Linked DNA regions of Homo sapiens: region 2 is linked to region 1. Evidence: read pairs that join two places in POLR2A ChIA-PET (ENCODE). Cell type or tissue: HepG2. All regions are shown on one strand.

Region 1 (8,000 bases):
ATCATATTAAGAACTTATATTTCTCCAGCACTTCTACAGTCTTAAATGTCTGAATGACTTAAATCAGTGGCAGTTTTGTTTTAAGAATGGGAGGAGGAGGTCGGTGATGTTTACTTAAATAAAAGTTGAGCCAAGAGTAAATGTAAGGAAGATGTCACTGGAATAGGTCATCTTGCTTCTCCTGTCATTTAAGCTAAATCAAATAGGTGCAATTAGAAGGAGCAAATGAGAACAGAAGTTGCAGAAGCTGCCAACAGTAAAAACACTGCCACAGGGCAAGAGCTGCAAAGATGTAACAGTCTGGTGGTTTCAAGGACAGGCAAAGGAAATTCGCATTCTTAAAGGAATACAACAACATGGACAGTCTTAACAATCTGTGTTCTTTGCAGAATTCCAGTGGATATTTTATTCTACATGTGTTCCAGGCAGTGATACAATGGAGTTCTCAACTTTATAACTGAATATTTTCCTAAATCATTTATCCAAATCATATATTTCCCTAAATCATATATTACTGTTTTTATTTCTTATTTTACATTGATTGACAATCTGTAAAGTTCAGCATTAATTATTCCCTGCCTTAAGGGGAAAAAAATGTTTTTCCCATACTTAAATTATAATTATCCCAGACAATTTGAATGAAAATCCCTGGGGGTAGGGGTGAGGCAAAGGTATCAATTTTGAAAGCTCCCGAGATGACTCCAATGTGTAGCCAAGGCTAACAACAACTGTTTGATTAGTTAAGAACTTGTGTCCCACTTAAATAAATAAAAATCTCAGTGGGAGCAGGTGGAAGCTCAAAAATGTGTAGTTTCATAAAGGTCATCAGGAGTTTTATGCTACCCGTTTATTGTCAGGAACTGTTCTTTTCAAGAGATGGGGACTCACTATGTTGCCCAGGCTGGAATTGAACTCCTGGGTGCAAGTGATCCTCCCACCTCTGACTCCCAAGTAGCTGGGACTACAGGCACACACCATCACGCCCAGCTAAGAACTTCTGTTCTACAAAGAATGTTTACTAGTCTTTGGAGGGGCGCTTCAATGTTGAAAAGAACAGTTTCTATCAGTACCAATTGCAAGGGAGAAAAAGTTCAGGATAAGCACAAATACATACTAGTTGTGTATATCCCTTTTTCTACCTTGTTCTATGCTTTGAAGAGTGAAAAAAAACTCACCTCTTTCTCTCTGGACCACCTGCCATCCCAACTCGTAGGAAATATCATGCCAAAAACCTCTGTGGGATGTTGCCGTTATGTCTGTTTTTACCCTTCTAACTCTATTTTGGCATACTACATGTATCAGGATTAGGTTTGGGTATGTATTGTTACTAGAAAAAAAAATGGCTTAAATTCGTTTTCCTTTTTCATGAGAAGAGTTCAAGGGTAGACAATCCAAGGCTGGAAGTGGTTCCACCATATCCTTCAGGACTGGTGCTTCTATCTGCCTTGTGTGCCATTCCCTGGCCCAGGATAACTGCTCAAGCTCCAACTATTGGGTCTGTTTCCAGCCAACAAGAAGGATAAAGGATTGCTGGATGTGGTGACAGACACCTGTAGTCCCAGCTACTGGGGAGGCGGAGGTGGGAGGATTGCTTGAGCCCAGGAATTTCAGTCCAGCCTGGGCAATGTGGTGAGACCTCATTTCAAACTGAAAAAAGGATAAAGGATCAAAATTGGCAGCATCCTTATTTAAGGACACTGCCTGAGGATAGCTTTTCATACTTCTGTTTGCCTCATGTTGGCCAGAACATACCACTGGCTGTGTCTAGCTGCAAGAGAAGCTGGGAGACAATCCCTGTGTGAGGGCAGCAATGTGCCCATTAAACACAGGATCTGTTACTAAAGGAAAATACATGTTGGGGACAGCTATTTGTCTGCTTCACTGGATTTGGCACTATTGCCTGTTAAAGGAGCCTCCCAGAGCCTGGAAGAGAGGAAGCAAGCTTTTAAGTTCTCTCAAAAAGCAGAATCTAAATTCTGGAGGAGAAAATTCCATATTCCAGATTCCCATTCCTGTGGTTATTTTCATCTAAATAAAGAGAAAACACCATTATTCAGAAAATCATATTGTCCCTGGATACAATTAGAGTAAATTCTACTTTCAAACAGCTGCTAGGCAATTTTCTGGCTTAATGTTCAGGGGAACAATTCTTTAACAAGTGTTGTTTGAGTATATAACTTCAAGTTGCAGGGGGTGGGGGGTGGTTGCAAGTACTCAGTTGGAATAGCTTTGCCTTCACTATTTTTAGACTTTGTTCTTTTTCTAAACCGAAATCACTAATACTTAACTATTTTGTGTACCTAGTGGTCACCACTTTTTGAAATACAAATAAACTATTGTTTTTAAAGGCAGTAAATTTCCCAAAGCTTTACCAGTTTCTTTGCTTATCATTGCTTCTTTTTTTTTTTTCTTTTGGAGACAGAGTCTTGCCCTGTCACCCAGGGTGGAGTGTGGTGGCGCAATCTCGGTTCACTGCAAACTCCGCATCCTGGGTTCAAGTGATTCTCATACCTCAGCCTCCCGAGTAGCTGGGATTACAAGTGCGCAGCACCATGCCTGGTTAATTTTTGTATTTTTATTAGAGACAGGGTTTTACCATGTTTGCCAGGCTGGTCTCGAATTCCTGACCTCAAGTGATCCACCCATCTCGGCCTCCCAAAGTGCTGGGATTACAGACGTGAGCCACTGCAGCCGGCCTATTCTTTAGCAAGAAAAATGAAGCCAAAAAGAAGCAATGATAACAACCAGGCGTTGCGATGAGCCGAGGAGGTGGAGGTTGCAATGAGCCGAGATCGTGCCACTGCACTCCCGCCTGGGTGACTAAGCAAGACTCTGTCTCAAAAAAAAAGAAGAGAAAAAAAGAACATACTGTTTTATGTTTGTGAGGGTCTATGATGTTATTTAAAAAAAAAAAAAAATGGTTTAGAAAGTTAAAGATGGACGGGCATTTTGCTCTCAGCACTTTTAAACTGTTCCTGAACTGCATTCTGGTATCTATACTTGCTGATGAGAAGCTTGCTGTTCCTTTGAAGCTATCACAGATTACGTACTAAGATCGTGTTTATCCTTGATGTCTTGTAGGTTAACAGTGAACTTCTGCTTTTATTTTAAATGTATATTGCCTGTCAAGAAGTAGGTTTTGATGGCTAAATGTTTCAAATAATTTTTTTTTTTTAATATATACTACTTCCTTTTTCTTTTAGAATTGTTGCATTTCTCTACTCATGTTTTCTCATTCCTGCTTTGTAGCATGAAAGTAGAAATGATGCATCTCTTCTTTGGATAAATCCCTTGCCTCTATTCCATTCTAGAACTTTGCCTACTAGTTCCCCCACAATATTCTCTTCTTCCCAGAACTTGCCAGGTTGAGTCTCCCCAGAGCCAAAGAGTTGGTTCTTCCAACAGACAAAAAGTCTCTAGTTCCTGCCTAGCAGCTGGCTCGTACAGTACTTAACTGGCAAACTTCGAGTTTATAAATGACAGGAAACGCGCCTTTCAGAAATGCTCAAACAGTAGGGAAGAAGGAATTGGCAGCTAGTGAAGCAGAGCAAGAGCTGGAATTGGCATAGTGCGTGTCGCCTTAGCTGGATGGTCTTGGCAGCATACAGTTGGATTGGCAGAAGTAATCCCAAGGGCTGCTGGCTTCAGTTTTGATAGCCTCTTTGGAGTCTTCTCAGAAGTCTCCAAAATGATAGTGTAATCTTAAAATGGCTAGCTTTCTGCTTATGAAAGAGGCAAGAGAGATTAGCACTTTTTTAGGCTTAAGGTACTCTTTAAGAAACAAAGGGCCAGGCGCGGTGGTTTATGCCTGTAATCCCAGCACTTTGGGAGGCCAAGGTAAGAGGATTGCTTGAGATCAGGCTGGGCAACATAGGGAGAACTCTGTCTCTACAAAAAAAAAAAAACTTTTTTAGATTAGCCGGGGGTGGTGGCCTTTGCCTATCCCAGCTACTTGGAAGGCTAAAGTAGGAAGATCACCTGAGCCCAGGGAGGTCAAGGCTGCAGTGATCCGTGATTGAGCCACTGCACTCCAGCCTGGGTGACAGAGTGAGACCTTGTCCAAAAAAAAAAAAATTATGAGTTGGAAGGAATTTTTTAAATCAGATGAGTGTTTCAGGGAGTCTCTTAGTCTTCCTCCTTAAGATTTCTCACAGTGGGTGCAACTCTTTTGTTGGTAAACAATTTCTAAGTAAGTAACTCACTGTGCACATTTATTATCTCTGAGAAGCCTTGGTTATCTAGTTATGGTGAAAAACTTTCTTTGCCTTTTTTTTTTTTTTTTTTTTTTTAATGTTAAAGACTTCAATATTTTGTTCAGGTCATGGAGTTGAGTAAACTTAGTTTCAGTTCCAGACCAAAATCCATTTAAAAACAACAACAAAAAAACCCAGGAGTATCTATTTTACAAGCCAAAGGGAAACCGTGGCATCCTTCCAGGTACCTGGAGGCTGATCATGTTGGCTGACATGCATGTCTCCATGCCTTTGTGATGTCTTAGATTTTGTCCCCCACAAAGTAAATACACTTAACCTTACTGTTTGCTCATACTTGTATGTCTTCACGATAGATGATTAGGAATTACTCATTGGCAGACTTCACCAGTTATGCAAACTTTCAGTTGAGCAGCTTTGTTCTTCTGTTATTTCAAGCCGTAGTTGAGAGTCTGCCAAGAAGTCCAAAGGAAGTTTTGCCGATAGGCATCTGGCACAAATCCATTGGGAAGCAGCTTATGTCCTGTGAACATCCTTCAGTCCCAAAGAATGTATCCAAGAAAAGGTTCAGACAATGCAACTAGACCTTAACTTAAATGGAAGGAATGTGTAACAAGACTGGGTAACGCTAATGGGCCTTTTCCAACCTAGGTCTCATAGACTTAAATTCAGGTGAAAAAGGCTTATAACTTTTGCTCTGCCTGCTGAGTTTTGCAAGTAAAAATTTAAATTATCTGCCTATTTGGGGTGTCCAAATCCTGACACAGGCTTGTTCTAGCATAGGCTTATTTTAGTCTCGATTTCTTTTCTTTTTTATTTTTTGAGACAGAGTCTCGCTCTGTTGCCCAGGCTCTGGAGTGCAGTGTCATGATCTTGGCTCACTGTAACCTCCACCTCCCAGATTCGAGCGATTCTCCTGCCTCAGCCTCCTGAGTAGCTGGAATTACAGTCACGTGCCCAGCTAATTTTTGTACTTTTAGTAGAGATGGGGTTTCATCATATCAGCCCAGCTGGTCTCGAACTCCTGACCTCAAGGGATCCGCCCGCCTCAGCCTTCCAAAGTGCTGGGAGTACAGGCGTGAACCACAGCACCCGGCTCATGGCTTATTCTGAATCCCATATAAGAATGAAGTGTACCAGAGAGCCAATTTAATGATTGGCAAAAGTTGACAGCATATTTATGTGAGCTGCCTTACATTCCCAGAGGAAAATTTTCTTGAAAAGTAATCTTTGGTTAAGAAGATGCTTCATGGATAGGAAATTGGAGCAAAGGGAATTGGACGACGTTCAGAAATGTCTTCACCAAGCCTCAGACATCTGATGAGTCAACTTTTCTTCAAGACATGATTGCCAACAGCACACATCATTGTCTGTCATTCTAGGGCAGCATCTCCTGGTGTGGAAAAACACTTAGTTTGCTTCTAACTCTGCTGCTTCTATTTGACAAGTTCTGTTGCTTCTGTTTTCATTCCAGGATAGGACATTTTAAAGTCTACACATTGATTCTTCATGTATGTGCCCTTTTTTTCTGTTACATTTTGGTCCTTTTGACCCTTATCTACTGGCCACTATTCCTTTTCCAAAGCTTCACACAACATTTCTCTTAAGTTTATGCTTAAGCTTCATTTTGGGTTTGTTATTTCTCATCAGCAAAACAAGAACATGGACAGCCCTTCATCACTATGTCAGAAAGATAACTTTGTTTTTGTTTCTCACAACAGCAGCCTTGGACGTGTTCCAGGCTAAGACACATGCATGTTCGGGCCAGGCTTTCACTCTGAGGAGGATGCTGCTACATTAGTGTTCTCTGGGGATATTTAGGAATTGCTCTCTGAAACCAGTACCAGGAATAGTCATTTTTTAATAAGTAAATGAATAGTTTTTCTCTCATAGTCATGGGAAATCATGCAACTAACTTTTTAAAAAATTAGCTGCGAGGAAGCTTAAAGCCAGATTTGTATAACAGCATTTTTGGCTTCATCTTATCTTGAGTGTTCAGTTCCCTATGCTCTTATTTCTTCACCTCCTTTGTTTTATCTTTACAGATTATGTGTATTTTATAAGCAGCATAAAATTCTTTTTGGAACAAAGCCCAGGAAACAAATAATTACACAGTCATGACAAAATACTGTGGGGTAAATCTGGGAAAGTTACACATTAGGTTTAGTTTGACCATTGAAAAGGTCTTTATCACCACCAGCTTCCCCCAAGTATATTGTTCAGAAGAACATAATACGGACATTCTTAGTGAGATAAAATATTTAGATCCCACCCTTAATTTTTTTTAAAATGGTCAAGATTAACTTAATGGTCTTGATACAAGGACCAGAATGATGAAGTAATGCTAACATTGAGCACAGTTGATAGTCAGTGTTGGCATTAATTCACTTGGTCTATCCAGTTATAAAATAAAAAAGGCCATAAAGGGATAAATGACACATGGTAATTGTGTGACACACTGGGGGCTGTGAGTTATATAGTATCTTCCAAAGAGAGATGCTGTTCTTCTGACTTAAATAGTGAAGAATGAAATAATTTTATTTTGTGTTCTTTGTTGGTGAAGAGAAACAGAAGTGATCTGGCCAAGCTGTGCAGGACAGGCCCCTAACACAAATCTCCACATAATAGTTTAGTAGGAAGGCAAGTCTTCTTCTGATGTATGTGTTCTAAAAATGCTGAATAGCCAGAAGGGAGATTTCATTTAGCTAACAGCTATATTAATACTTGCAGTGTGTTACATTATCCTAGAAAACATGGAGTATGCCAGAGAACTTTGCCAAGTTGTAAACAATATGGTACAAATTTAGTACATCTGTTTATACAGGTGCTGAAGAAACAAATGATTAGAGATGGGTGGGTGATTAGAGATGATGAATTGAATTTTGGGTTAACTCTTACATAAATAAGAGGTACATGATGGGGATTGAAGATATAAAGGAAGAGACAATAGAGTTTAAGTGATTTTCATTTGTAGGAAACTAGTTGATATGGTTTGGCTGTGTCCCCACCCAAATCTCATCTTGAATTGTAATTCCCACTTGTCAGTGGGAGGTGATTGGATCATGGGGGCGGATTTCCCCCTTGCTGTTCTTGTGATAGTGAGTTCTCATGAAATCTAAGGGTTTAAAGGTGTGACACTTGCCCCATCCCTTACTCTCTCTCTCTCCCTCCTGCCGCCAAGTAAGACGTACCTTGTTACCCATTTGTCTTCCGCCACGATTGTAAGTTTTTTGAGGCCTGCCCAGCCAACTGAGTCAATTAAACTCCTTTTTTTTTTCTTTTTTTTTTTTTTCTGAGACAGTTTCGCTCTGTCACCCAGGCTGGAGTGCAGTGGCACAATCTCAGCTCACTGCAACCTCTGCCTCCCAGGTTCAAGCAGTTCTCCTGCCTCAGCCTCCCGAGTAGCTGGGACTACAGGCACACGCCACCACGCCCAGCTAATTTTTGTATTTTCAGTAGAGACGGGGTTTCACCATGTTGCCCAGGTTGGTCTCGAACTCCTGACCTCAGGTGATCCACCCACCTTGGCCTTCCAAAGTGTTAGGATTACAGGGGTGAGTCTAAACTCCTTTTCTTTATAAATTACCCATTCTTGGGTAGTTCTTTTTTTGTTTGTTTTTTGTTTTTGTTTTTGAGACAGAGTCTCACTCTGTCTCATCTGTACACACCCATCTTATGCACGTTTAAGATACTTTGCAACTTAAAAGTTTCAATTCCTTTATCTTCACCTGACAGTTATTTAGCTATATCTGAAGGTGCTTTATAAAGATTTTCAGAAAGTTCAGTTTT
Region 2 (8,000 bases), 190 kb before region 1:
CATAGTGACAACTTTGTAGCTAGGAGTTAGAGACAGCTAAGAGGACTGTTTTTAGCTTAGATGTTTCCATGAAGAAATTTGTGCAGACTGAGATTTCCTCTGAGATAAAAAGAAAGAAGGGCAGACAACAAAGGAGGTTAGGTATTTGTGACACCTTTGATAATAAAAAGCAAAGCTTCTTTTAAAATAAATCTGATGTTGGCCGGGCGCGGTGGCTCACACCTGTAATCCCAGCACTTTGGGAGGCTGAGGCGGGCAGATCACTAGAGGTCAGGAGTTTGAGACCAGCCTGGCCAACATGGGAAAACCCCATCTCTATTAAAAATACAAAAATTAGCCAGGCAAGGTGGTGCATGCCTGTAATCCCAGCTGCTCAGGAGGCTGAGGCAGGAGAATCACTTGAACCCAGGAGGTGGAGGTTGCAGTGAGCCTAGATCGCACCATTACACTCCAGCCTGGGTGACAGAATGAGACTCCTCCTTCTTAAAATAAATAAGCTAACATCTCTTAAAAAGACATTCTATCATACCATAATGCTTTGTTGCTACTCCAAAACTGGGATTTAAAATTGGAATTTTAAGATGTTACTGAATTATCTTGTTTACTTTAATAAAAGGTTTTTATTTCCATCCTAGTAAAATTAAAGAATTGTAGTGTTTTACAGAGCAAAGCCTCCTGTGTATGTTTGAGAAGGACTGTAGCAGCGTTCGTAGATAATAATCCAGCTATTGCTATTCAACAGTAGCATAAATGAATGTTATGTCACAGGGTCTGTTTTGTGGAAAGGAAAGCCAAAAGAGAAGAGGGGAAGATACTCTTATGAGTTTGATTAATGAACCAGTCTGTGAAACTTAAATTACAAGCAAATTAGCCATGCCTTTTTTTATAAGATACTGAATATGCTGCTTTCATAGTTTCAGTGAATGAAAAAGCCCAGATTGCTATGCCTGCTCCAGACATCTGTTGAGTGGTTTAGAGTATCTGAGATGCAGTGAAAGACTTGTAGGTAGCTAAATGGGAAAGGTTGGTATTGAGCTGAAAGGTAGCTGTGTATTTCAGTTTTGTTTTTATCTGAAAGAAAATGACCAGGTGGCATTTGTACAGTTCTTGATAAATAAGTCTTGACATTAAACTTGAAGCAAAGGAAAAGTTTTCAGAAAGCTGTTTGAGTTGTGTGATAGTCTTAAGGCATAAATAAATTGGTGTGAAATTACTTCTGTGAAATTGAGATAATTATTTACACTGATAATCAAGGCTTAACTGGACACAGAAACCAAGCTGTCCATCCTGTTTTGATCATAAGTGCCTCATATCTGTGCAGTTAAAAAAAACAAGCTTATGATCAGTAAGTTATTTTATTTGGAATGCTTTGATTTACACCCAATTTTTTCAGAAACCCATCACTTTTTGGATATAGAATATAGTCACTGAAGGGAGTACCAGTATACATAAATGCATAAATTATGTAAAAACTGAACATAATTCTAAAGAGATGGAATCAAAGATAAAGACTATGATATAAATTTTGTACCTTCTTGCACATTGTGGTATGTCGTGGATAATAGAGCATTTTAAAGTGATCTGGTTGCAAAAATGTGTATATCAGGAATTAATAAGCTAATGGGGAAATTTTAAGAATTTCATGCTTATTAGTTTTTTCGGTATGTTTGTCTTCAGAACATATTTTAAGTCAGAATGAGCAAAGATAGTAGTCAAAGTTGGGAGAAGGTGTAATTTTACTGATTTTTTTCTTTTTGACTTATTTGAACCTTGACATGTGCTATGGGTGAGTTTAGATAGGTGTGTACAAATATTTCAGCCTGGGATGCCTTGCTCTAACTATATCTTGATTTCTTAGCATGACTTAGTGAAAGCTTATTTTTAAGAATCTTCAGATTATAAAGTAGTGAAAATTTAACACTTAGGTGGGGGGAAATTATAGTTGTTAGATTTATATTTGAATTATATTAAAATTGCTCACATTTTAGGAACTAGAATGAAACATGGGAGGAGGGTGAAGAGTATGGTTTAAAAAGCATTTAGAGAAATTTAGTAAATTCTCTTTGTTAGAAACTAGAGTTTTGAACAATTTTAAAGACTATAAAATTGTTTTTTTTTTTTTTTTTTAAATAAACTAGTTACTTGCACTTTACCTGCTGGCTTTTCCATTTGGTAGATAACATTCTGAACTCCAGCAGAGTTTTATAATCCCCACGTGCTTAAATATACTAAATGTTCTTTTTCCATTAAGGTTAATGTTCGTGAAGAAATTGAAGAGTTTTTTCCAAGAATGTGGAAGATAAATCAAGATAAAAGAAGGCTAATGAAAAGTATTAAAGATCAGAAAATTAAAATTGAATGGGGGAAAAAATTGAACAGAAGATTGGTCAGATAGAAGCACTTGAATATTTTTTTAAGGCTATTTTGAATTGTTTGAATTGGGGAAGAATACACGAAGTATGAAAAATGAAAAACTCAATGAAGAATGAAGAGAAGTAGAAAGCAAGAGTGAAGTAGAATTAAAAGAATCTGGAAGAATGAATGGGTCCTAGGTTAAGTAAATGTATGGTTTATGTTCCAGTGTCTGTATGATCAAGTTGTAGATGAATTTGCATGATTACTTAGTTAATAGAGAATTGGTGATCTGGTTCAAGTAGGGAATTATTGAGGACAGTTAGCAGTATTAACAGTGGGTTATTATTGAGCTGAAATTTTTTCTGGAGGGTGTTGTCTAACCATTTGTTTTTCAGGAGCAATCAATATAAATAATTACGGTACTTTAAATGTTAGGTGTTAGGCATCTACATGACCAGTGCCATTTGTAATACTGTCTTCTTTGTTAGGAGTCTCGCTCTCAGTCAAAATCTCCAACGGGAACTCCTGCTCGTGTAAAATCGGAGAGCAGGTCAGGATCTCGTAGTCCATCAAGGGTTTCCAAACACTCTGAATCCCATTCTCGATCAAGATCAAAATCCAGGTAAGTGTGTTTAAGATAATACTTAAAATATTCTTCTGGGGTTTTTGAGGACAAAGCAGTTGTTGGCTGCATTTTGTGTAGAAATTTCACGAAAGACTCAAAATTATAGTTTTTCTCAGACTGCTCTTTGTAAATGAATACTATATCCCAGACAAAGACTTGGAAGTATGGCTTGAGCCCAGGAGTTCCAGGCTGCATTGATTGCACCACTGCACCACAGCCTGGGTGCCAGGGAGACCCTATCTCTGAAAAAATAAGAAATCAATACTAAAATCATCTCCCAGCCCAATTAATATATTGGATAGTTGCAACCAGTACAAATTATGTGTATATAGCCATCAATTTAAATGTGTTTGGCATTTGATAATTAGTGTCTGGTTTCTATGCCAACAATATTTGCACAACAAAAAGGCGGTTTTCTGCATTGGAGTCTCACATGTAATTTAATGCAGAGAAAGTTGATGTGTGTATGCTATGCTGGTTGGTCAGAACGATTGAGAAGCATTTTTAGGATTTACATTCCAGCTACATTTTTATCTGAAGATTCTGACTCTGTCCAGCGTAGAGCTCTGGTGAGATGTAATTGGGCGGAAAAGTCCTTAGCTGATTTGGAGTCCCACCACCATGGATAACAGAAACGCAATAGTGAACCAATGCAAAGTTCACTGTCAAATGCCCCAGGTGTACTGAGGTGGGATAAAAAGTTTTAAGACAGGCTGGGTGCAGTGGCTCACACCTGTAATACCAACACTTTGGGAAGCCGAGGTGGGTAGATAACTTGAGGTCAGGAGTTTTAGACCAGCCTGGGCAACATGGTGAAACCCTGCCTCTACTACAAATACAAAAATTAGCTGGGCGGGGTGGCGGGCACCTGTAGTCCCAGCTACCTGGGAGGCTTAGGCAGGAGAATCGCTTGAACCCAGGAGGCGGAGGTTGCAGTGAACCAAGAGATGGCGCCAGTGCACTCCACCCTGGGTGACAGAGAGACTCTTTCTTTTTAAAAAAAAAAAAAAAAAAAAAAAATTTAAAACAGCCTGACCAGTTAGCTTACGTCCTTGTCATTTCTTGGGTGGAGGGATAGATTTTATGTCTTTGAATAGTCTACTTGCAAAGGGGCATGAGACAGAAAAATCAGTTAAAAGGCTGTCCTTTTCTTGGGGTTAGCAACCATACTGTTTTCTGTTACAGCAAGGGTCTAGCCCGGTGCTTGATTACTTACTACTCAGTTATTAAATTTATTATGTGCAGAATAGCACTGGCTAGAATTTGAGCTTAGAAATAGAAAGGAGCATGTTTTTGCCTTAGGGCCTTTGCATTTGCCACCTTCAACCTAGAACGTTTTTCTCCTGTCTCATTTCATTTGTCACCTGAGAACATTGTTATTCACATATCCATTATTCCCTTACTCTTAATTTTTTTATGTTGTCACTGTCTGATTTAAAAAAAATAGAGACTCCTGAAGAGTTTCTTGTTTGTTTTTGTTTTTGTTTTGAGATGGAGTCTCGCTCTGTTGCCCAGCCTGCAGTGCAGTGGCACGATCTTGGCTCACTGCAACCTCCACCTCCCGGGTTCAAGCAGTTCTCCTGCCTCAGCCTCCCGAGTAGCTGGGATCACAGGCACCTGGCTAATTTTTTGTATTTTTAGTAGAAACGAGGTTTCACCATGTTGGCCAGGCTGGTCTTGTACTCCTGCCTCAGGTGATCCGCCCACCTCGGCCTCCCAAAGTGTTGGGATTACAGGCGTGAGCCACTGCGCCCAGCTGGAAGAATTTTATTGTCTCACTTTCATTGCTGTTTAAAAGTAATAATTGATGTTTTAAATTAAGGATTTTCTTACTTTTTTTTCTTCATTTTAAAAATTGGAACTGTAAATTGGTGCTAGCTAAAATGGGAAATATCAACTCTTCTAGCGTTATTGTTCACCTATTGTGTTTCATAAGGTCTTTCCTCATTAGTTTTATTCCTGTATTCCATATCCTCACTTTGTAAAATCGTGCAAAAAAATTTTGCTTGATTACTTAGTTAACAGAAAATGGGTGATCTGGTTCAAGTAGGGAATTACTGAGGACAGTTAGCAGTATCAACAATGGGTTATTATTGAGCTGAAAAAAAGTAGAGACTGTTGAAGAGTTTGTTTGTTTGTTTGTTTTTTGAGATGGAGTCTTGCTCTCTTGCCCAGGCTGGAGTGCAGTGGTGTGATCTTGGCTCACTGCAACCTCCACCTCCTGGGTTCATTGAGTACCGTATAGAAGGTATTTTATATGACTGTCATCACTGCTGGTCTGTGTCAGTTTAGTTAAGGGTGGGTCATTAGTCTTTTTTTTGAAGACGGAGTCTCACTCTGTCGCCAGGCTGGAGTACAGTGGCCTCACTGCAATGTCTGCCTCTCTGGTTCAAGTGATTCTCTTGCCTCAGCCTCCCGAGTAGCTGGGATTACAGGCACACGCCACCAACACCCAGCTAATTTTTTGTATTTTTAATAGAGACGGGGTTTTATCATGTTAGCCACGATGGTCTCGATCTCCTGACCTTGTGATCTGCCTGCCTCGGCCTCCCAAAGGGCTGGGATTACAGGCGTGAGCCACCGTGCCCGGCCTGTCGGATTAGTCTTACAGGCAAAGAAAGGACTGCAAGCAACTGGGAATTAGAGCAACTGGGAACTAGAAAAGCAGCAGTAGACAAGTGAAATGTTATAGAAAGCATCAATAAGTAAAGGCTTAGGCTGAGTGTGGTGGCTCATGCCTATAACCCCAGCACTTTGGGAGCACAAGGAGGGGTGGATCACTTGAGGTCAGGAGTTCTAGACCATCCTGGCCAACATGTTGAGACCCCGTCTCTACTAAAAATACAAAAAATTTGCCAGGTGTGGTGGCACAGGCCCGTAGTTCCCAGGAACTCGGGAGGCTGAGGCAGGAGAATCGCTTGAACCCAGGAAGTGGAGGTTGCAGTGAGCCAAGATCAGGCCACTGCACACTCCAGTCTGGGTGACAGAGTGAGATTCTGTCTCAAGAAGGGGGAAAAAAAAAAAAAAACAAGAAATGAAGACTCAGAAATGTTACCAGTTTTGGGCTGGGCACGGTGGCTCATGCCTGTAATCCCAGTGCTTTGGGAGGCTGAGGTGGGTGGATCACAAGGTCAGGAGTTCGAGACCAACCTGGCCAACATGGTGGAAACCCCGTCTCTACTAAAAACACAAAAATTAGCTGGGCATGCTGGCAAGTGCCTGTAATCCCAGCTACTTGGGAGGCTGAGGCAGGAGAATCACTTGAACCCAGAAGGCGGAGGTTGCAGTGAGCTGAGATTGTGCCATTGCACTCCAGCCTGGGTGAAGAAGTGAGACTCTGTCTCCAAAAAAAGAAATGTTACCAGTTTTGATGGGCATTTAGGTGGTTGTTGAATTAGTTTAGCAGATACTAGATTGCAGCAGGCTAAAGAAGAATTGGAAATGGAAATGATACTTAGCAGAGAGGGGAATGTAGAACTTTATGGGCCAGGCACACTGGCTTAATTGGGGAGGTCGAGGTGGGCAAATTGCTTGAACAGGACTTCAAGACCAGCCTGGGCAACATGGCGAAACCCTGTCACTACAGAAAATATAAAAATTAGCCAGGCATGGTGGTGCATGCCTGTAGTCCTAGCTGTCTGGGAAGCTGAGGTGGAAGAATTTCTTGAGCCTGGGAGAGAGAGGTTGCAGTGAGCTGAGATCATGCCACTGCACTCCAGCCTGGGCGACAAAGAACTATATGGAGAAAGTAGCAGAAAATCAAAAAGGATTTTGTTTGTTTGTTTGTTTGTTGAGACAGAGTTTTGTGCTTGTTCCCAGGCTGGAGTGCAGTGGCACGATCTCAGCTCACTGCAGCCTCCACCTCCCGGGTTCAAGTGATTCTCGTGCCTCAGCCTCCCAAGTAGCTGGGATGACAGGTGTGCGCCACCACGCCCAGCTAATTTTTGTATTTTTAGTAGAGACAGGGTTTTACCATGTTGGCGAGGATGGTCTCGATCTCTTGACCTCGTAATCTGCCTGCCTCGGCCTCCCAAAGTACTGGGATTACAGGCATGAGCCACTGCGCCCAGCCTGATTTTTTTTGTTTTGTTTTGTCTTTGTTTCTGTTTTTTTTTTTAAAATAGAAGTGTGGAGTCTTGCTATGTTGCCTGGGCTAGACTTGTCCTCCTGGGCCCAAGTGATTTTTCTTTCTTTCTCTCTTTTTTTTTTTTTTTTTTTTTTTTTTTGAGACGTAGTCTTGCTCTGTCGCCCAGGCTGGAGTACGGTGGCACAATCTCAGCCCACTGCAAGCTCCGCCTTCTGGGTTCGCGCCATTTCCTGCCTCAGCCTCCCAAGTAGCTGGGACTACAGGTGCCCGCCACCATGCCCAGCTAATTTTTTGTATTTTTAGTAGAGGGGTTTCACCATGTTAGCCAGGATGGTCTCGATCTCCTGACCTCGTGATCCGCCCGCCTCGGCCTCACAAGTTGCTGGGATTACAGGCATGAGCCACCGTGCCCGGCCCCAAGTGATTTTTCTTGCTTCATCTTTCCATGTAGCTGGGAACATAAGCACACATCACTGCACTTAGCTAAGAATCAAAGGATTTATTTATTTATTTGAGACAGAGTCTCGTTCTGTTACCATGCTGGAGTGCGGTGGCGCAATCTCGGCTTGCAACCTCTGCCTCCTGGGTTCAAGCGATTCTCCTGCCTCAGCCTCCCAAGTAGCTGGAATTACAGGTGCCTGCCACCACACCTGGCTAATTTTTGTATTTTTAGTAGAGACGAGGTTTCAACATGTTGGCCAGGATGGTCTTGATCTCTTGATCTCGCGATCTGCTCGCGTCGGCCTCCCAAAGTGCTGGGATTACAGGCATGAGCCACCGCACCCGGCCACGATTTTATTTTATAGCAATAGTGGGTTTTTGTTTTTTGTTTTTTTTTTGTTTTTTAAAAGAAGATGGGGCCTTAACATTTTTGTAAGGTTAGGTGAAAAGGGTGAATGTAGAGGGGCTTGACTGAGAAGAGTGGAAGATGTA

The links. ChIA-PET counts read pairs that join two places held together with the same protein. Peaks named below come from ENCODE experiments on the same cell type or tissue, not always from the same donor. Only the 100,000 strongest peaks of a DNase experiment are listed, where the experiment ranks them.
Region 2: POLR2A ChIA-PET joins it to region 1 with 5 read pairs; 7 of 35 experiments call an interaction of 5 or more read pairs at or near these places.

What each region holds. Positions count from the first base shown.
Region 1 is chr7:23,331,363-23,339,362 of GRCh38, reverse strand. All of the region lies in intron 10 of IGF2BP3 (insulin like growth factor 2 mRNA binding protein 3), which reads left to right. Among named protein-coding and RNA genes, the nearest start is that of MALSU1, 36 kb to the right of the region's middle. RefSeq lists a silencer at 3,399-3,693. In HepG2, no CTCF peak of the experiment used is centred here; DNase peaks (open chromatin) are centred at 2,332 and 4,552.
Region 2 is chr7:23,516,684-23,524,683 of GRCh38, reverse strand. TRA2A (transformer 2 alpha homolog) reads left to right here. Exons shown (of 8, transcript NM_013293.5): 2 at 2,844-2,977. Among named protein-coding and RNA genes, the nearest start is that of TRA2A, 11 kb to the left of the region's middle. In HepG2, a CTCF peak has its summit at 3,937 (motif pointing right); no DNase peak of the experiment used is centred here.